Linked DNA regions of Mus musculus: region 2 is linked to region 1. A link is a loop called in an ENCODE intact Hi-C map of the cell type or tissue named here. Cell type or tissue: heart. All regions are shown on one strand. Each heading gives the region's core, and the rest is flanking DNA. Links, peaks and the distances in the headings are about the cores only. Region 1 holds the start of Endov (endonuclease V). Region 2 holds the start of Rptor (regulatory associated protein of MTOR, complex 1).

Region 1 (11,190 bases), core at 988-8,987:
AGGCCCCCGAATCTAACTTTAGAACATCTCTTCCATCTCACAAATTAGCCTAGTCCTAAACACCAGTTATGCCCTTTCCAAACCATGCTCAGATTTAGTGTGATGACTTTGGTTTCTTAAGAGGAGTTGGAGAGATAGCTTAATGGTTAAGTGTACTGGCTGCTCTTCCACAGGACCTGGGTTCAATTTCCAGTATTCACATGAAGGCTAACAACCACAACTGTCTATAACTCTTGTTTCAGGAAATCAAACATCCTCTTCTGGTCTCCATGGACATCAGGCATATACACAGTGCACAGACATACATGTAGACAAAATACACCTAAGATAACTTTTAAAAGAGACATACCTTTGGGTATGTCTGTGAGAACATTTCCAGAGAGGCTCAACTCAAGAGGAAAGATCCACCCTGAGTGTGGGCAGCACCATTCCATGGGCTGGGGTCCAGGGCTAAAGTCAAGGAGAGAGCTAAGCTCTGGCATTCCTTTGCCTCTGCTTTCTGGTCTGCTGGGACATGAGGAAGCAAACAGTTGTACACACCTGCAGTCGCACCTCTGCATGATTCCTGTCACGTGTAAGTAACTAATGTGCTTTGGTGACCATGGATCTATATCCTTTAGGGGTCTGCCTATGCAATCTGGGTCTCTAAACACACTCCCAGGTGAGCCCTGGTTGGGCAACTTTGAACCAATGGGCCACACTCTTCCAAAACTCTTGCCTGACTTAAGGACTGCAAGAAGCAAATGCTAACTGAACGAGCAGGCACAGCTGCTCTTCTCGGTGCCAGGCTGCAACACAATTGTGGCATACCACCGCCCTCAAGAACAGTCAGTGAGGGAAAGATGGATCGCTGCCCGGGAGGTTCACATGGATGAGAAGTGTTATGACAGCAGGCACACTAAACTAAACTCATTAGGGCTTAAAGCCACAAGCCAGGGTGTTTGAGGTCCCACAGGAGAAAAGCTGGAAGATGGCATTCTGTGCCAGTTGCTTCCTATACAACTGTTTTTTGTTTTATTTGTTTGTTTGTTTTAAGACAAGGTTTTTGTGTGTAGCAGTAGCTGTCCTGGAAGTCACCCTGGCCTTGCACTCAGAGATCTGCCTGCCTCTGCCTCCCGAGTGCTGGGACTAAAGGTGTGCACCACCACAAGACCTACCTATATGACTCTTAACAGTTGGCATTAGCACCATCCTATTCTAGTTACCTATCTGTTGCTGTGATAAAACACTCAGACCGAAAGCAACTTGGGGAGAAAAGGGTTCATGTCAACTTACACCTTCAAGTCACAGTCCACCACTAAAACAGTGGGAACTCAAGCAGGAACCGAGGCGAAACCATGGAGCAACACTACTTACTGAGCTAGCTCTCTTATACAGCCCAGGCCCTCCTGCCAAGGGACACTGATGCCCAGAGGGAGCTGGGCCCTCTCATCTCAATAACCAATCAAAACAATCTCTCACAGACATGGCCACAATGTCAATCTGAGGCCCTCCTATTGACCCTCTCCTCCTTCTATCAAGGTGACACTAGATTGTGTCAAGATGACAACAGAAACCAATTAGGACAATCCTTCTCACTAGGTCGGAAGAAAACAGAGGAGCACGGGTAGTGTGGGGTGCGGTAGACCCAGGGTGTCCACACAAGCCACTAGTGCTGCTCTCTCTTCCCTTACCCACTACATATCAGAGAATATCCAGGGACCCATAAGAACATGAGCCCTACTTCCCACCACACACCCACCTCTGAGCACAGGGGGCCTTTGTGTTGAACTGGAACTTAAGGGGCCTCTGGGCAGGGCGCAAAGCCACAGAGGCAGGAGGGAAGCGCTGCTTTTGGAGGAGTAGCGATGGGAAGCTAGATCTGGGTGCAGCCAGGCTTGCTGAGCGCTGACTAGAGAAACCACAGGCTGACTGCTCACGTGTGCACATTATCTGCTTAGAGAGGATCTCAGTGTCTTACACACAGGAGGGCAAGTCATGATTCCTGGCATCAGGGTTTACACTCTGGAGAGAGAGACAGGCTAAGCTCATTTTGGTATGACAAAGGAGAGGGTCAGGGTTGCTACGGTCTTCCAATTCATATACTGACATTTTAAAAAAAGATTTATTTATTTATTGTATGTAAATACACTGTAGCTGTCTTCAGACACTTCAGAAGGAGTCAGATCTCATTACAGATGGTTGTGAGTCACCATGTGGTTGCTGGGATTTGAACTCAGGACCTTCAGGAAGAGCAGTCAGGTGCTCTTACCCGCTGAGCCATCTCACCAGCCCCCATATACTGACATTTTAACATACAAGATGATTGTACTAAGAAGTGGGTAGCATTTGTGAGGACACAGGAAGTGTAACTGGCCCCCAGACCTTAGCACAGCTGAATCCATGAAGACAACACCATTTCGGCTGCACAACTCAGCATATAAACAGCACTAAGACAATGGCCTAATCCATCAACAACGTCCATAGCGTTTTAGCAAAGTTTCAAGATGAACTAACCTCGCCTTTTAACTTCTGTAGCTCCACTTCTGACTGCTCTTGTTAAATGAAGTATATCAACCCAGAAAATGGCTTTGTGCTTGAAAGCTCACGCTGAGAAAGGCTCAGTGCTACAATGGGATCTCAAACGGCCACCCAGCTAATATTCCCTACTGGCTTAAGCCCAGGTCTGAGCAGTCGTCTCTGGTGACTACCCCACAACAGTAGAACCAGTAGAACCCAGAGAAGGGCTTGTCTGTATCCGAAAGTCTCAGAACCTCACAATCTCGTCCTAGTATCTGATCGTGGACCTTCCAGTTTTCACAGCTGTGAGAAACACTCACGTACAAGTGACCCAGCTGGAGGCCGTTTGCTCTGCCCCACCACAGAGACTGGAAAGGACGCTGAGAGACAGCGCTGGTCTTGTGGGATAAAGGAGGCTCAGTAGAGCAAGTAATGTCTAACCTGGGCGCTACAGAAAGTAGAAGCCAGACAGGTGACGACCACTCTAGGAGAGGTGTGCCTGCCAACACAGGCCAGCAGAACCACTGAAGGATTTAAAGTTCTGACAAATAGCGTGTAGGAAGTGCTGAAGGCAGTGGAGGAGGTGACGACAGAGTCCAAGAGGCCTCTAAGTCACAGGAACAAGCATGGACTCTACTGACCAAAGATCACGGCAAGGGCCTCGAGGGTTAAAGATCACGGCAAGGGCCTCGAGGGTTAAAGATCACGGCAAGGGCCTCGAGGGTTAAAGATCACAGCAAGGGCATCGAGGGTTTTTGCTGTTGTTTTAAGACAGCATCTCATGTAGCCCAGGCTGGGATTGAGCTTTGCTCCTCCTGCTGTAGCTCTCAAATGCCACGATTACAGGGGTGTGTGCTGCCATGCCAAGCAGGAAGTTTTAAAGGGCCTGTGATTGGATCACACCTGTTTTGTACAAACACTGCCCTCTTATCCATGGAGAGAAACAAAGAACAATACTTGAGGCAGGGGTGGGAGGGCGGAGGCTGTGAAGAAACAGGTAAGTAGCCTACAGAAGGGGTGACTGTGGCACACGTGCAAAGGACAGAGAGGAAGTCCTGAAGAGGTAGAAGACATGGAACTGGGAGGAAGACTGGGGAATACTGTGCAGGGGAGAATATGAATGAAGTATAATAATAAACACATGTGAAAAAAATTACTTTTTGTTTTTCAAGACAGGGTTTCTCTGTGTCGCCCTGTCTGTCCTGGAAATCACTTTGTGGACCTGCCTCTGCCTGCCGATTGCTGGAATTAAAGGTGTGTGCAACCACATCTGGCTGAAAAATATATTTTTTTTTACTTTAGCTCAAAAAATTAAAAATAACTTTAAACATGGCGCTACTGTGAGACAAGATGGAAAGCAGGAGGTTTGGGGAGGCAGAGATGTTCTGCTTGTGAAAAGTGTGGTGTGTACTGTGTGCCACTGAGGTGAGCAACCAGGATGACAACTGCAGTTCCTGAGAAGTGCGCCACAAAAGCCATCAAGGCTGCGGAAGGCCCTTCCTTCCCGACCCAGGCTACAGCGGCAGCAGTAAAATGTCCAAAATGGCAGCGCCTATCAAAATAGAGGCACTATGACATCTCCTCAGCCCAAGGCCATCACAGGAGCTGTCCATGGTGGCAGCACCTTTCCTGCCTCAGCCTACTTCTGTCCTGAGGAGCTGTCCACAGTGGTGAGACCTTCTTTCAATGCCCCAGCCTACAGCCTTGATGAAGCACCACTACCGGAGTTGTTCACAGAGGCAGCACCTCTCTCCAGCCTCCCCAGCAGCCTCAGAGATGGCACCTCAGCAAAAGCTGGCTGCCACCAGGAAGGACTTCCTACTCTAAGTCATGGCCCTAATACAGGGAAAGGAGGTGAAAAATCCAATGATCCCTGAGCCCACCCCAAGCTCAGGACTTGAGATCCCACAAATCCTCATTCTGGAAATCTCTGCCCTGAGAAGCTCTGTCCCCTCAGAAATCCTATAAAAGCACTGCCCCTTTGTCCAGTTTCCTGCTGTCTGCCCCCCCCCCCCCCCCCCCCCCCCCGAGAGCAGAGGGCAGCCATTCCTAGATTAGTCCCTCCTCCTCCTCCTGGAGTCTTCCCTCCAATAAATCTCTTTCATAAAATTTCCTGCTTGGTGTAACTCTCCTGTCAGAAAAGAAGCAAGGAAGAGAAGAGAAGAGAAGAGAAGTGGAGAGAGCGGGGCTGAGGCTTCCTCTCAGAGCTGTGTGGTTCCCGGGTCCTTGTGTCTCACGATGCCTTTCCATTGGGACACCTTTCCCCTCAGAATTTTAAGGTCCCTGGGCTTCCGAGTCCCTTCCATCTGATCAGAAACACAACAACCAGACCTGGAATTGTCTGTCGATCCTTTAAAAACTACTTTTAATTCACCATTTGTGTACATATATGTAGACCCGTGGGAGTTTATGTACATCACAAGCATCCTGGTGCCCATATTTCCTCTGCTTTTTGCTTTTGAAAACTTTTCTTCAAAGGCATTCCAATCTATTCATTACACTCTACAAACGGGGTGGAAGTGTATCAGTCCCTTGCCTAACACATTCGAGGGCCTGAGTCGGCTTCCTAGCATCAAATATATATATATACACTACGGGGTGCAAGTATTAAAAAAAAAAAGTAAATTTTATAAAACTGGACCCTGGCTCTCTGCCTACGATCGAACTGCACCGGGCGCAACATCCCACCCGGGTTACCTTGAGCTCGGGGTAGCTCAGCACTACCAGGGAAGCGCAGGCCCGGACACTGTCCCCTTTCACGAAGGACACATCCACGCCCCCGACCTTCTGCAGGCCCGAGAAGCTGGGGTCCCGCTGCCAGGCCTCCGTGTCCCGATCCACCACGCGCGCTTTCAGCCGGGCTTGTTCCCTAATAGGACACGAACATCAAACGGGCTCAGGGCCCATGGGAAGAGCGCGACGCTCGGGGCGTCCCCCCTCCCAGCCCACCCTCTCTCCTTTTTGTCCATCAAGCCACACTGAGAAGGAAAAGCTCTCGGCGATGGGAATCCCCGGTACCGGAAACGAGGACCACGCCCACAAAGGCTGGCTGCAACTTCCGGCAGCCGGCGGCCCGGAGCAGGCCTGTGCCGCAGCACCGAGGGTCAGTTTCCCAGCCGCCACAGGGGCTGTGAGGTCGGAGGTCACTGGAGAAGGCCACCCCCTTGGCTAATGCACGACCCCGACCCCATTACCCTTTCCACAGCGACAGGGTTTCCTCTGGCGGCCGCTCAGCGGCCGTGTGAGCCATGGCTAGCGCCTCGAGGCTTTGAGGACGTCACTTCCGGAGCGCCGGCGCCGAGCTGTTAGCCTCGCTCGTTTAGCGTCCCTCCGCTTCAGCTGAGGTTGCCGCCACCAGGGGCCGCTGTCACAGCAGTGCTGGGCGCCGAGCGCTGACTTCTTCCCGCGCGACTCTCTCAGATGCCGGCGTCCCGTCCCGTAGGTGGGTTGGCGCACAGGTTTGGGAAATGCAAGCCCAGCTCTGCGCCTTACCTGGCGCCTCCAGCCCTCCAGCAGCTTCGGCCCCGCTCTGAAAAGATTGGCCAGCAGTTGCATCCCTCGCACACACGGAGCCCTGAGCCCTGGGGTAACGCGGTTCCAATTACTGCCAGGTTCGGGTCCGCACATCGACACATTGCGTATGAGCACGCGCTTGCGGAGCAGAAAACCTCTGTGCAAACTTGAGACACCTTTGCAGCATAGATTTTTTCAGTTGTACCGATTGTGAGAAATTAGTCCGGAATAAGAACTCAAAAACCAGTGAAGTCGAGGGTCCTGGGCGTGGGCGCACTCCATTAATTCCAGCATTTGAGTAAAGAGGATCCCTGAATACGAGGCCAGCCTGGTTTACAGTAATTGAGTTCTAAGACAACCAGGACTACACGGAGAAATCCCATTTCGAAAAAACAAAAACAAAGGATCCTCCAGACCAGGGTGTGTGTGTGTGTTAGTTAGGGTTCTTCTAGAGGAAGAGAACCGATAGAAAATACATAAAGGGGATTTAGAGCTTGCCATAAGCAGGCAAAAAACAAAAGCTTCCTTCTTTCATGTCTTTTTATACAGGCTGCCACCAGAAGGTGTGTCCTAGATAGAGGGCAGGTATCTGGACTCTTAGGTTTTAGTTCATTCCAGATATAGCCAAGTCCACAAACAAGATTAGGCACTACAGGGTGTCAACCCAAAACAAAACGCAAAGTTGGCTATGCTCAACGATTTGGTGCAGAACTGTAGTTTTTATATTCTTGATTGCATTAGTCTGCCTCATTCATTTCCTGCTGGGTGAGTACTTAATGAGGACCAGTCTTTCTGTTTCTAGTATAGGTCTCTTACCCCAAATACCCATCCTGTCCGTTTAGTACCCAGAGCCTTACCTAATGTGTATCTCCCTCTCAATGACATGAGCTCAGCAGACTGTAGTGTTTTTTTTTTTTCTTAGAGATTTATTTTCATTCTTGTAAGTCTGGTAACGAATGCAGGTGCCCACGGAGACCAGAAGAGTTAGATTCCCCTGGAGCTCAAGTTACAGGAGCCTGTGGTCCTCTTGACATGGGTGCTAGGCATTGAATTTGGGCCCTCTGAAACAGCAGCACATATTTGGCAATTGCTGAACCAGCTCTCCAGCTCTAGATTGTAGCCTTTTGTTTGTCTTTACCTTAAGACAAAAGAGCCAAGGCCAGCAGGTACCAGCAGGAAGGACTGGGGTTTGCGACCTCTTGCTTTTTTATGATCTGGTAAACTTAAGTGTATCTAAGGTACCTTCTCTGGTATTAGAAACGGATGGTTCATATTTTATTTCTTAGACCAGTAGTTCCTTAGGGATCTCTTCCTTCTGAGTTCTGGGAAATGCTGGCATTGAGTCCAGAACAAGAAAATGGGAGAGTATGTAGAACTGTACTGTGCTGTTGTGAGGGAAAAATCATAAACAAACATGGGAAGAGGACTTTGAACTGGAGGTGGGAATGGCCTGTGTGAGGCTTGGGAGACCTGAAAGTTGTCCCACAGCTCCCTAAAGGACTTTGGCACTTAATGCTTACTGTGGGGTAGATTGTCACTTTCTTCAGTGGTGTGGCCACTGTTGCCACACACACAAGACACAAGGAAGTAGGAGGACCCTTGTTGGGATGAGTGGTTTCAGTAGGGAGGAAGGGGATGAGTGAGGCAATGGGGATGGAAATGATTAGAATTCATCATCATCCATGCACAGGACAAAGAAGAAAGAGTGGGAATGTGGCGGGCAGAGGGAACAACGGTATAAATGTCCCGACGCGGGAGTGTGTGGGTGAGTGTGGTGAGCATGGTGAGTGTACAAATGCAGTAAGTGTGCAGGTGAGTGTGGTGAGTGTGCAGGAGTGTGGTGAGTGCAGTGAGAGTGCAGGTGAGTGTTTACAGCATCAGCTAAGGTTGAGGTAGCAATTGGCTTACAGTCCTAGGAGAATTCAGAGAAATGTATAGCTATGTCATATGTATGTACATTTCAAGAGGAAAGTATAAAAGTGTAGATTAGACCAATCTAGAGCGTGTGGTTTGGGAAAGGCTTCCTGTAACACAGCCAACAGGACTTGAAAGCCAGCAGGTTTTGAGCTGGGTTTTCCAGAGCTCACTGTGCACCAGCTGCTGTGCTATTGCTTATCTGTCCTGTGTTACTTTACCACAGATCGGCAAGGCATTTTGCAGAGGAAGAAACTGCAGTTTAAAGAGTGGCTGGCCTGTAGTCATCAAGCCTGCAGACAGGAGAGGCAACACCCAGACTCAGGTAAGCCAGCCTGGCTTTGTTGGAGAGTGGTCAGGGTTTGGTATTTGGGAGCCATTCATACCAATGGAGATGGGACAGAAATTGTGGATTCTGAGGAGGTTATGGCTGAGGTATTGATTGATATGTGTATGTGGGAAGAGAAGCGCAGCGGGAAGATCCCCAGAGCATGGGGCTGCTGTAAGGCTGCACCCCTGCTCTTCCTCACTCTTGCCCCAGGTGGCTCTGAAACGTTCTAGGTGTGCTGTACCAGAGTACCAGAAGCGAGAGTTGCCAGCATTGCTCTCAGGAGGAAGGTGCTTTCTTCATGCCCATTATCCAGCTGCATGTAGGTTCTGAATGCTCGTGCCGAGATTTATGTAGCAAACTAAAGGAGCAGGAACGAACATGCAGAATGTGGTATTGATGCTGGTGGCTGCTTGCTTGGTATTCAGCTCAGAGCCTCTGGTTTTCTCCTGAGGCCAGCAATCACCTCTCCAGGTTCAGTTGTTCTGCAGCCTGACCTTCAACACTATCCATCTGCTGTGGAGATACTTGCTCCTAACTGAAGCACTGGCTCCTGAGAGGCAGAGCAAGGGAAGCTCAGGAGCAACTTACTAGGCATGAAAGCCCAGAACCCCCAAGACTTATTGACTGACTCCAAGGATACATAAGCAGTAAGCTGGGGGAGAAGAGACTTGTGGGTCAGGGAGCCCCAAGGTGTAGCTTTGATAACTTGTACCCAAGCGGGGTTGAGCATTTCAGCTTTTGAGTCACCTGTGCCCTGTACCTGACTAAGCTAGACTTATTTGGAGTCATTTCTGTGGGTTTTTTTTCCCAACATATTTTTTGGGGTAACTAGATGTTTGCTCACATCTCTGCAGGAAGTCACACAACAGCACATGAGAGATATTCCTGCTCATACCTGGTGCACTTGGGTCACAGTGTGTCCTGGCTGAGCCCTCTGAGCCACTGGTTTCGTGGTGACTGTTCATCACTGGAACTTTCTGTTAGCTGAAGAAGCTCATGGCTATTTCAGCTAACAAATAGCAAGTCTCACAATGGTTTAGGCTTCACTTCCCTGCCTTTGTTTCCTATTCCTAAGGGGCCTTCCTTACCCACAGCCCAGTTCACTGAACTCAGCTCATCTTCATTTGCTGGTAGATATTTTCAGGGAGGCTCCTTCTGGCAGAAGACTCTAAGCAGTGTTGTCTCTATCATAAACAAGAGTCCGCATCACCCCATGTGCTAATCTAGAGAGTAGGCTTTGTTCTGAACCCTACTGGATACTACAGCAGAAACACTGTCACAGAAAACTAAACCATTTCCAAAGAAACTGTGTGCGCACGTGTACTTGTGCATGGACATGCAAATGCTTGGAGAACTTGGAAAACCAGTTCTTTCCTTCTACCGTGTGGGTCCCAAGGACTGAACTCAAGGTGTCAGGCTCAGCAGCAAGTGCCCTTAGTCACCGAGCCATCTGCCCAGCCCAAACAGGACTCTTAGCTGTGAAATTCAAGTTTATTAAAATAGGTATGGTAAACATGATGCAGTCTACTTTGCCAATGTTAGATCCATGCATTTTGTACATCACAGTGGGTAATACTACACAGACAGTTATGACTTTAAAAGCAGAGCATACAAAATAAAGCATCATAATTAAAAATTCTTCATGACAGAAAAAAAAAATAATGCCTAGTTCAAAGCCAGAAGGGGCCTTACAGCAAGACGTGTGGGGCTGAGCTGCCCTCTGATGGATCACAGGAGCTCCAAGGCCAAGTTGGCAAGTTCATTAAGCCCTGTACCCCCAAAAACCTGGGATGCAGACATCGGAGGACAGGTACTCTCATAGTTTAGAATAAAAGCTCACCACTGTGATCCTAATACCTTTCTTTCTAACAGTGCTAGGAATTGGACTTTAGGGCACCACAGATGCTAGGCAAGGGCTCTGCCATGTTCCCAGCACCCAAATACCTCGGATCTGAGCTTACACTAACACATCTTTACTTGAAATCTCAAGACATGAGAACTGGAAAGTGCTTTGTTTGTCTGTCCCTATTCCCACTTGCAGTGCTGGGGAGAGAACCCAGGGCTTTGCTATGGTAGGCAAGTACTCCACAGCGCACTCTAGTTCCAGCTCACCAGTGCGCTCATCCTTCTCCACTCTCTGTCCGGTGATCTCAGTGAGTGGTTGGCAGTGGCTCATGGTGGGTTTACATGGTGGGTTGTTCATGAGGCTTTACAGCTTTTATCAGCACCTTGGATTTCCTTGGGTTAGTGTGGCAATTTTCATGCATCTTGCAAACCAAGAGATATGAGTATACTACTTAGAAATTAAGGGACTGGGAGAAAGAATAAATTGAGGTCCTTCTATACATAAGTAAAAAAATTTAAAAAATTGACTACCCTGAGTTTTTTCTCTCTATGCAGTAAAGTGGTGGCCATGGTATTTGAGGTAAGAGGCAGTCAGTCTTAAGAAGGATCGGTATTGGGTGTGACCTTAGTGCAGTTCTCTTGTTCCTTCTGGAATGTTCATGAGGCAGTTGACTGACAATCATTCATCAGACTTAAGGAAATTTTGGAATAGGCACATGATCCAGAAACAGCTTGGCTTTGAAAAAGCTATCACATTGTAGGGTGAGTGTAGGCCTTGAATCCAGTCTGTGCCCACACTTTCCTTCACACAAAAGCCACAGCCCATACTGGGAGCTGTGGAGGGAGGTGAGGAAGACCTTCCTTTCCAGCTGGGTTTGAAGGCTGAGCTGCTCTACCTTGATTGTCGGTCCCATTTTCGTGTAGCAGCTATTTTCCACACTGAGATGCAGCTGGACATGAGTATTTCTTCAGGGAACTGGGACTCCACTTCTGAAAGGATGTCACTGTCTTTAGTCTCCATGTAACTTACTAGAGTATCCTTGAGGCTGTGAAATCAAGGAACAAGAGAAAGTTTTTGTAACATCATA
Region 2 (11,190 bases), core at 2,139-10,138, 110 kb before region 1:
AGGCTGGAGATGTAGCTCAGTTTGTAGAGTGTTGCTTAGCGTGCACAAACTCTGAGCTTGATCACTAGGACCATTTAAGAGTGAATTCAGGGGGCTGGAGAGATGGCTCAGCGGCTAAAAGCACTGACTGCTCTTCCAGAAGTCCTGAGTTCAATTCCCAGCAACCACATGGTGGCTCACAACCATCTATAATGGGATCTGATGCCCTCGTCTGGTGTCTCTGAAGAAGCTACAGTGTACTTGTCATATGTATAAAAAAAAAATAAAATCTTAAAAAAAAAAAGAGTAAATTCCATGGTGCACACCTATAATCCTAGCACCTGGGAAGTGGATGCATGAGTTCAGGGTCATTCTGACTACACGCCAAGCTGGCCTGCACTACATAAAACCCTGACTCTAGAAAAGTATTAAACTAAAAGTTCAAAAGATATCCATTAATGTGATTTGAACAGTTTGAGTACAGGTTTAGGTAGCAAAAGAAACCACATTCAAAAGAACAGGAGAGAAAAAAACGTTTAAAATAAGAACTCCACCAAATCGAATGGGGGGGGGGGGGAGTAGAGTTGCTCTAAAACAAATTTATTTTTAGATAAACACTGCAATCAAATTTATTTTTATTTCATTAGTACTAGACATGTCCATAAAACAGACTTTATGCAGTCTCTCTCAGCCATCAGTTTAACTTAGATTGCTTTTATCCTTGTTTAAGACAGGGTTTGCACGTTGTAGTAGGGCTGACCTTGACCTGTGATCCTCCTGCTTCAAGATCCAGAGTGTTGGGATTACAAGAGTGATTTACCTTGCCCAGCATAAAATGCTTTTGACTATACACCAAGCTGGACTGCACTACATAAAACCTTGTCTCAAAAAAAATTTTCACAACTTTAATCTTAGCACTCAGCAGGATGAGGCAGGCAGATCTCTTGAGTTCAAGGCCAGCCTGGTCTACAGAGTTTCGGGACAGGCAGAGATGTTACACAGAGATATCCTGTCTCAAAAAAAAAAAAAAAAAATCAAAAAACAAAAAAATTTATCAATTTTTTGATAAAATTTAGCCAAATCAACAACTGAAACACTGGTCATTGCTAGAACTATGTTGAGGGTTCATCAACATACACCTTTTTAAAACAATCATCTCAAGTAAAAACATACCAAGTATAAACAAATGACACATTATAACACCAATTTCCTCTTTTATACTGAAAAGTTCACACAAATGAAAGAAGCCCAGGAGGAGAAAACAACTAAACACACATACACACACTATGGGTATACACAGACAAGAGACAGTAAACACACATACACACAATATGGGTGTGCACAGACAAGACACAGTACTCCCCTTTTGTTAGACCAGGAACTAACAGCACTACAGCTGGCTGTTTTCTTTGCTACCAACATCTCATGACACTCCACGATCAGAAGAACGGCCAAAAAACTGAACCCAGGTTCCAATCCATCATACCCCATGCTCCCTAATTTCCACTGAGGAAATTTTATCTCCAGGTTACAGTGACCACAAGTCACATACACAGGGAGTCAGCCTCACAGACAAGATGTTCAAAGGACTGGGATGAAACCTGCTGCAACCTTAAAATAACTTTGCCTGAATTTGTTATTGGCTAAACATTTCAAGTCATCTTGTTTTCCAACACACTTTATCAGACATCTGAACTTCAGGCAACCTGGTTATTTGAAAAAAAGCAGACTACAAAAATAGACTAAGCACGTTAACTATTATTTCCCAAGTTGTCTTTTCTCTAAGTGCTACTAAGTGTAGTAAAGGGCATATAAGTATCTGTGAAACTATAGTTCCTAATTTGGTGTTTTTCCCCCCTCTGAATTAAAACTCGTTTTTAACGCTACTCGGTGAGAAGAGACTAGCCAAAACCCGAGTCTGGAATAGCTTTTTGGATTTTAGTGCAACATGTGTCTTCGAAATACCCGCATCCTTCTAAAAAGGCTGTCCTTGCTCAGAACTTTCTTAGTTGGAAAACTACGAACTCAAAAAGGTGCCATGAGAAGCCACTCACCCGATCCTTCATTCTCCAGCTCTGCGCTAAAGATTTGGAGCCTTCGATTTTCTCACAATGTCTTTTCTTCATAAAAGCCAAAGGCAAGTTCCAATCTGTAAGGTCCGCCTCATCTTCCTCCCCGAGTCCCATAAGAGGCGACTGCAGCATCTCCGACTCCATCAGGGGAGGAGGGGGAGGGGGAGTCCTTGGCAGCAGGCGCTCGAGAACCTCCAGCCTTAAAAACTAGTGTGGACCAGAACTGGTAAAATAAAATACGGGAAAACGGGAAGCTGGGAATAGAGACGGCGGCAGAGCGTTCGAAGATCCTTATTGAGGCTAAACCTCGGAGATCTTTATCTCGAACTCTGAGCGCGAAGTTGGAGGGGGCGGGGTGGGTGGCGAGCCCGTGGGTACCCAAGCCCGCAGGACCCGGACGAGCGGCGACACGCGCGCCCGGTCGCCGGCCCCCGCAGCTCTGCAGGCCGTCAGGAGGGCGGCAAGCGGGACTGGCGGAGGCGGGAGAGACTTCAGGCCCGGCGATGACCCGGCTCTCGGCCTCCAACGCCTCAGTGGCTCCCGGCGGGCAGGCCGGCCCGCTCGCAGGGCGGCTTCTCCGACTGTGCTGGCCCGGCTGAGGCCTCAAGGGATCGGGATCGGGGGGCTTCGGGGCTCGCCCAGCGGCTCTCAGCCCTGCGGGTCCCGCACTCGCCTGAGGGGCTGCAACCTGAGCCAGGACCGGCCCATCGTGCCCGTCCGCAGCCGGGCTCCTCAGCCACCGGGCCGCGCGGCCAGGCCCGTGCTGGCCTTCTGCTTCGTGGCTCTCTCCTACCCAGGAACGAGTCCCGATACACACGCGACACGGGCCCGCGGACAGCACAGGGACACTGGGCTTATTAGGTCAGGGGAGTTTTGCCCTCTGCTCTGGAGCCACAGTGAAAACTCCTCTCATCAGCACATCAAGGAGGACGCCATATTGCCAAGGCCCAGCATGCACCGCTATCTACGGCGCGTCCAATAAGCCAAACCTCTTCGAGCGTTCTCACCGCTCTACCCCTGCTAGGGCGTAGAGCTCGGTGTTCCGTCCTCCCTTCCCCCACGCCGTTACCGAGGTTACCACGTCTTTTCTCCTTAGTTGATCTCCACTAGTAAAATAGACCATTTGCGATTGAAACTATGTCCGTTCAGTTATTTTTAAAAGCTTTTTGCTACTACAAACAAAGCTTCGTGCCTTGATATTAAAGAAAGAAACCACTTGGTTTCGTCATGATTTTAAAAGGTGGTATTTTTAAAAAGCCTCAGAAAAGACCATTGATATTAGACACATAAGACTATCGGGACTTTCTTTTGATATTTCCACTTTTAAAAGAGACCGATTTCATCGATTACGAATTTTTTGTCTGATATACTTTATTTCCTGAACAGTATATTCTTATTTTGCTACAGTTTCATGTGCAAACGTCTAAAGCTGCCCACAGAAGCAAGCCTCCCTGCTGTTGACTTCTCTGGTTCAGTTCAGTAAATCTCAGATATTGACACACTCTGAGAACTGCTTTGGTGCAATGGAAATATAAAGTAAATGTAACGAGGTGCCAGCCTTTCGTAACCAGGGTGCGAGTGAGACACTTTTTGGTTTTTTTTGGTTTTTGGTTTTTTGTTTTTTTGTTTTTTGGTTTTTTTTTGTTTTTTTTTTTTTTTTTTTTTTTTTTGGTTTTTCAAGTCAGGGTTTCTCTGTATAGCCCTGACTGTCCTGGAACTCACTTTGTAGACCAGGCTGGCCACCACCGCCCCGGTTAGTGAAACACTCTTAACCTTTAGCTAGAGTTCAGTCAACAACTGAGCCCACCTTCAGCTTTGGTGTTAGGGGAGCCTCTGTTAGTCAATGTTACTAATTTCAAGCTGCATTTTCTCAGTCTTAGGTTCCTGAACCATAAAGTTTGGATAATATTAAAGAATATTACTAAAAGGATAAAAATTTAGCTTGTAAAGATGCCCAGGCCAGCCTAAGCTACAAAATAAGACCCTTTCTTTAAAAAAAAAAAAAAATCCACTTTAAGAGAAGGGTTGAAAGCTGGGCCTGGTATTTAATCCCAGCACTCTGGAGGCAGAGGCAGGAGGATCTCTGTTAGTTGGAGGTCAGCCTGGTCTACAGAGCTAGTAGTTCCAGAACAACCAGAGCTACAGAGAGAAATCCTGCCTTGAAAAACAAACAAACAAGATGTGAAGGCATTGCAAGCCACCACTGAGAGTGAGCTCTGACTGATCCTGGTATGTTTATAAAAAGATAAAGACAGAAAAAATATGTTCTATGGGGGGAGGGGGAGGAATGGGGAAAGGGGGTTCCTCCGTAGACCCATGCTGAGGCATTCCTTCCCCCTGAGAGACCAGCCACATGTATAGAGTAGAGTTTATTCAGGGCATGGGGAGGGGAGTTAAGAGGGTAGTAGAGGCAGAGAAAGGGAGAGAGAAGGATAGAGTAGAGAAGTAGAGGTGAGCCATGGCCTTGAGCACATGGAGAGAGAGGGAAGGGAAGGGAGAGGGGTAGGAGAGAGCAAGAGCAGGAGAGAAGCAAGAGATCAAAAGCAAGAGTAAGAGAGGGATGAAAGGGATAAACAGCCCCTTTTATAGTGGGTCAGGCCTACCTGATTGTTGCCAGGTAAGTGTGGGGTGGAATTTAGACAGAATGCTAACAGGTCCCACAACTCCAATGTAGTCTACTAACTGTAGGCCTTACCACTAAAGCCTGGGTTAATCTGCAGATGTGTTCCTCAGAGTAGATCCAGGGTTGGACACAATGTGACAGTCCCTAACACAACCCTGCTAGCATCTGAGAGTCCAGGCTGCAATCTCAGATCCCTCTCACAAGCATGTGGGAAGTGTTTCCTGCTGTTTAGTTATCACCCCCCAAGAATTCCTGAGGTTACAGTATCACACAGAGCCCATTATCCTCCTAGTCTCAGAGCAGTGCACCAAAATCGAGTGTCCCCATTACCACCAGCCCCTCCCCACCACTACCAGCAGGGGCTTTAGAATTTCTAGAATCTATAGAAGAAATCATAGCACCTCCTGCTTCCACCTTGTCCCAAAGTATCCCTTGACACTTTACTTTGTAGTCCTGATGCCCACTGGTGCCATACACACATGGTGATCCCTCCAACCTTAGGCTGCAGAGAGCTCCCAGAAACTGGAAGGCCAGTGAACCTAGTATAAAAAGACCCTGGAACAAGAATAACAAGAGACCCTGGAATAACAAGAGACCCTGGAACCAAGCTGGAAGGCAAGGACCAATGCCAAGGTTGTCCTCTGACTTCCACATATGTGCTATGACACTTGTATTCATACATGTAAACATTTATACACACATACACAAACAGGCATGCCTATCCAAATTACAAGTTTCAAGCCTGTGAGTGACCCTATATAAAAATGAACAAAATGTGACTGGACCCCTAGCTCATCAGACAAACATATGTAACTCCACCTCCAGGGCATCTGACACCCTCTACTGGCCACTGTGGGTATCTACACACATGTGTATTCACATGTATGTAACACACACAGATGCACACATAAAATAAATCATTTAAAAGGTTGGGCACATCTTTAGGAACAACACCTGAGGTTGACCTCTGGCCTACCCACACACGTAGCACATGTGAGTTTACATACAAAAATAAGGAAGAAGAGGCAGGCATGGTGGTGCATGCCTTTAATTCCATCACTTGGGAGATAGAGGTAGGCAGATCTCTGTGAGTTCAAGGACAGCCTCGTTTTCAAAGTGAGTCCAGGATAGCCAGAGAAAACCTGTCTCAAAAAAAAAAATGAATAAATTTTAAAAAGGTAACAAAGGAGCCCACTGCTCTAGACTCCTGAATCATGGGAGATGATGTAGGAAGACAGATTTGGAATTTGTTTTATTTACTGAGAGAACCCTAATGAGAGATAAAGGTAGTCAGAGCTACGGACAGGAGACAAGACTCTCTCCAAAGTCTCCTCCAATAGCTGAGCTTCATTCCCCCCATGCCCAACACACACACTATACACACATACATACACGTGTGGCGCACACACTGGTACACGTACCACACAAGTACAATACACACCATCCATAAACACACACCACACACACAATCACACAATCAAAACATACCATACACACATACAACACACAATACACATACACACGATACACACGCACACCAAACAAACACAACAAAACACAACACACAGAAGCGGATATTGAGACTTACATATGCAATTCTAGCACTTGCGAGGTGGAGACAGAAGGTTCAGAAGTTTAGAGCCATCCTTGGCTACAGGGAAAAATGGGCTTCATGAGATTCTAGCTCAGAACAACAATACTCAATCAATCAGTAAATAAGTAAATGAATAAATAAATAACATTTAATTTCCCAGGGCACCACTAATTCCTGAAGTTCTGACAAAGCCTCTCCCTGAAGTCTCTATACCTATAACATGCAGACTATGAAGGTGACACTTTGGAACAAATCTGTGACTCGTGGGAAAGCCAGGAAGGACAGGTTGACAGCCCAGTTCCCAACCTGAAAGTTGAAGGATGTGCCAGATTTCTTTCACTTAAAAGAAACACTCTTCCATTGTGTCCTGGACACTTCTATTCAAGTCTCTGACAAACCCTAGGAAACCTCGGGGGCTTTCAGAAGGCAGAGCCTCTGTAGCAAATGACAGGCTGAAGAAAACTAAAGGGTTGACATTTCTGCCAGGACAGTCCATTCTCCACAGCATGTGATCATTTGGCCACTTGGGCCTGTGGTTCCCATTTCAGTATCCTGCCATCATCTATCAGCAGGGACACAGGCTTCCATAAAGCTGCTCACCGAAACCATTTAATAATGAAAACATGTGTTACCCATTTCCAGACATGTGTAAAATCTGGTCTGAGTCAGGCTATGAAATTGGACGTGGAAGCTGAGGACAACCTCCTTCCCCTACAGTCTATTACAGTCTCTGCCTACATGAATAAAGGTGCTTACAAGCTGAGTGCCTCTGAAACCGATTGCTCATGGACAATGTCAGGCTGCAGACTAGCAGGAAGAGAGGAAGGGCTGCTGGGCCCAGCTCTGACCTCAAACTAGAGGAAATACCACTGACCTGCCAGACAAAAGGAGAGGGACCTCATCTCACACGGTGGACCCCATCACCCCTCACCAGCCCTAAAACACTCACTGCCAGGCTGAGGAGACAGTCCAGTCTGGAAGGAGCTTCTCCTATAAGCACGAGAGCCTGTGTTTCAGCCCCAGCAACTCCTGTGTTTTGTTTTGTTTTAAACATGCTGGACAGAGTAGCACATGCCTTTAATCTCACCACTCTCTGTGAGTTCAAGGTCAGCCTGGTCTAGGTAGTGAGTTCCAGGCCTGGCAGTCCTAGGAGTAATGAGACCCTACCTCAAAAAAAAAAATTGTGTGGGAGAGGCATTATATGGTTATAATCCCAGTGCTTAGGATGGTAGAAACAGGCAGATCTCTAGGGCTTGATAGCCAGGCAGCCTAGTTACTGGTCAGTGAGAGATCCTATCAAAAACAAGGCAAATAATACCTGTCCTCTGCCCTCTAGCATCCATACCTTATACACAGAGAGAGACAGAGAGACAAAGACAGATGGACAGGCAGACAGAGACAGACAGACAGACAGACAGAGACAGAGACACAGAGAAAGAAAATCATGTATACACGTGAATACACACACACACACACATCCTTGGAATTTTGACAACCTGATGCCAAAGACATAGTAAAGTGAGGAAGAGTACAAAGACAAGCCCCTGAGAATGTTGGTTGTGCATTATATCAGCCAGCGGGAAGGGGAAGAGGGCGCACAGGACAGGCAGTCTGGGTGAGAGACTCAGACAAACAGCCTTTCCCAGAAAGAACTGCTGTGGCTGTCTTTTCAGCACTTTTTAGCATGGCAGAAGCCTGCTGCAACCGAGAGACCCTTCTCTCAAGTCAGAAGGCCATCCCAACAAAGACACCCTGTGCACAGGACGGCAGGCCAGGCCAAGTCATTCTCCGATATTGCAGATGCTCCAGTAAATCAATCAAGGGCAGAGAATGTGTTTTGTCATCAAGAATCAGGAGCAAGGCTGGAGATCAGGGAAGTCGAGGAGCCCTGGTGCTTCGCTGAGCTCTTGTTTTCCACACCGGAGACTGGCCAGCTCCAGGCCTCTGCAGAGAAATCTGTGCTTAGTTTAGAAGAAACTAAAATAGATACAAGGTAGTTGGTACCTTGATAGGAGGTAATGGTGTCTGATCATCATTACTGTTTTTAGCAGAATCCCAAGCCACCTTCCTCTGCAGGTCAGATGTTTTGTTGACAGAGAAGTGCAAAGAGGAAGGGAAGTGGGTGACAGGCTCTGCATCACCTTCAGTGGAAAACACAGGCCGCTGAGCCCGAGTGTCTGCTTCCCCTCCCTACTGCCCATATTAATACATAAGGGTATTTATGCCTGTGGGTTTTTTTTTTTTTTTACCCTCAATGATGGATCTAGTCCTTTTGATTTTTAAACAGTGACCATGTAGGTCTTGATAAACAGAAATAACTTGATTTTCATTTTTATTGGGGGGGTCACTCTTATCTAGTTTGGGAACTATAGTGAAAAAATGCCTGTTATTGAGAAAACTGTACCTACTAGCCACATTGCTTTGAAGATTTGCTCATAACTGTAACATCACAGAGTCACTGCATTAACAGAGCAAACCGGGCGTGGTGAAGTACACCTATAATCCCAGCACACAGGAGGTGGAAACCGAAGAGTTCCCTTCATCTACATACTGAGTTTGAGACCAGCCTAACTACAAGGTACCTGACTCCAAAAATGTTTTCTTTTGATTTTTTTTTTTTTTTGAGACAAGGTCTCTCTATGTAGTCCTGATTGTCTTGGAACTCATGTAGACTAGGTTAGTCTGGAACTCACAGAGATCCTCAGTCTTCTGAGTGCCAGGATTAAAGCTATGTATCACTACACTCAGATTCAAAATTAATTTTTAAGGAAAGAAGATGGAAGGGAGAAGGAGGGAGGCTGGAAAGTTGTTTGATAGCACTTGCTATACAATCCCGGCATTCACCAAACAAGCTGGGGACCCTGCCAACTCCTGTAAGTCCAGCTCTGAGGGCCCAGGGCCCTCATCGTGAGCACATGCACGTGTGTACATACACTCACAGAGACACAGCTACGCGTGGTTCAGCGAGTAAAGGTGCTGCTTGCTGCTGACCCTGCCAGCCCTCCTTCCTCCTCTAGATCCCTGAAGGTTGAATCGTAAACGTACAATCTATGCCCACTGCAGACACAGCATTAGGAGAAAATAAAAAATGACACAGGCAGGACTGGAGAAATGGCTCAGTGGTTAAGAGCACTGGCTGTTCTTCCAGAGGACCCAGGTTCAATTCCCACATAGCAGTTCACGACTGTCTGCAACCCCTGTTCCAACTTTCTCACACATGTAGGCAAAACACCAATGTACATGAAATCAAAATAAATGAACTGTTTTGTAAATAAATAAATAAATAAATGACCCAGGGCGAGGGTTTAATTCCATGGTGCAGGACAGGCCTAGCATATGTGAGGCCTAGGTTCAAGTCCCAGAACTCCAAATGAAAAGGGGAGAGGAGTGGGTGCTGAGGACAACAGGGTACTTGCGTTGTGTGCACGAAGGCATGGGTTTGAACCTCAGCACTACATAAATCGGACATGATAGTATATGCCTATAATCCTAACTTGGGAAATGGAGACAGGGTTTAGAAACTCGATGTCATCCTTGGCTTTCTGTTATGGTTACATGTGTCCCAGCTTGCTTCCTGTCGCTGTGATAAACTCCATGGCCAAAAGCAACTTGGGAAGGAAAGGGTTTGTTTTACCTCACAGATTACAGCCCATCATTGAGGGAAGCAAGGGCAGGGCATGAGAGCAGAGTGGGAGATGAAACAGATACAAAGGAAGGGTGCTCCTTGGCTCACATCCAGCTATCTTTCTGACACAGCCCAGGCCTACTTACCTAGGAATAGCACAGCCTGAGCGGGCTGGGCCCTTCTGCATCAATTAGCAATCAAGAAAATCCTCTGCAAACGCGTTTGCACGTCAATCAGATGGAAGGAAATCTTTAGTTGAGCCTCTTTCCCGGTGTCAGGTCAATAACCAAGGTGAGCCATCACGGCACGCATACAGAAAACCGTGTGTCTCATCACACCACAGGGGACGGCGTTGGGTATGGGAGCATCCCTGCCCAGGAATCCTTGCCTTCACCTGATGATTTCCTTCTGTATAAGGGAGGACATGGACCACTCCATCGTATGGTTGAGGGGAAGGGAAGGCTTATAGTGGAAATATGAGAGAGAATATAGCCAGAGACATCTGGAAGAGTCCAGAGCAGGAAAGTAATCACTAAACATGGCCAGCAGACTGAGCTAAGTCATAGGGAGGGAGGGAACAAAAAAGGAGGAAAACAGAGATGGAGAAAAGAGGGTGCATGGTAGAAATGGCATGGTTATATAGGAAGGAGAGGCTGGGGGAAAGGAAGCCCATGGCTGCAGATGTGTAGGGTAGGGGTGGGCTGAGAAGAGCTGAGAAGGGCCAAGATGCAGGACTATGCTGTGCTAATAGGCACCACAGCCATTTTTTCCAGAGTTTCTTTTGGACCTGGTACCTGGTATTAGTTAAGATACGCCAAGTGCTAGACCAGTCACCCTCCAATCTCAAGGAAAGTCCTTTAGCAGCCACAAAATAGCTGGATATAGCATTTGGTGATCTGTGGCCAGCCAGAGAGTGACTCCTAGGAGGAGAGAGCACAGCTTCTATTGGCAAGCCTGGGAGCACGTGACATCACTTCTAGCTGCATCCTTTTTTTTGTTTTGTTTTGTTTTTTTGTTTTTTGTTTTTTTTCTCAGTGTAGCCCTGGCTGTCCTGGAACTCACTCTGTAGACCACTCAGAAATCTGCCTGCCTCTGCCTCCCAAGTACTGGGATTAAAGGCATGTGCCACCACTGCCCATCTAGCTGCATCCTTGAGTTTCTGCTTTCGCCCTCCTCTGTGAACTGTGGCCCGAGATTTCTGAGCCACACGTTCTGGCTTTCCTTCCTGGTTGCTTTTCATCAGCAGTTAGAGTTTTTGGTTTTTTGTTTGTTTGGTTGGTTGGTTGGTTTTGGTTTT

The links. Hi-C counts contacts between places; a loop is a spot of excess contacts. Peaks named below come from ENCODE experiments on the same cell type or tissue, not always from the same donor. Only the 100,000 strongest peaks of a DNase experiment are listed, where the experiment ranks them.
Region 2: it touches region 1 in a loop (2.3-fold over the local background); 11 of 42 quality-filtered maps call a loop at or near these places.

The regions. Positions count from the first base shown.
Region 1 is chr11:119,485,963-119,497,152 of GRCm38, reverse strand. Endov (endonuclease V) reads right to left here and starts at 5,806. Exons shown (of 9, transcript NM_001164636.1): 1 at 5,694-5,806; 2 at 5,197-5,368. The coding sequence starts at 5,749. It overlaps A930037H05Rik (RIKEN cDNA A930037H05 gene), which reads left to right and starts at 5,918. Exons shown (of 4, transcript NR_153849.1): 1 at 5,918-6,110; 2 at 8,153-8,251. Rnf213 (ring finger protein 213) reads right to left here. Exons shown (of 68, transcript NM_001040005.3): 68 at 9,735-11,148. The coding sequence ends at 10,995. In heart, for the core only: CTCF peaks have their summits at 5,637 and 5,853 (motif pointing right); a DNase peak (open chromatin) is centred at 5,842; H3K4me3 peaks cover 2,383 bases; H3K27ac peaks cover 1,582 bases; H3K27me3 peaks cover 1,202 bases.
Region 2 is chr11:119,594,815-119,606,004 of GRCm38, reverse strand. Rptor (regulatory associated protein of MTOR, complex 1) reads right to left here and starts at 3,100. Exons shown (of 34, transcript NM_028898.3): 1 at 2,034-3,100. The coding sequence starts at 2,195. In heart, for the core only: a CTCF peak has its summit at 5,555 (motif pointing left); a DNase peak (open chromatin) is centred at 3,034; H3K4me3 peaks cover 1,499 bases; H3K27ac peaks cover 1,518 bases.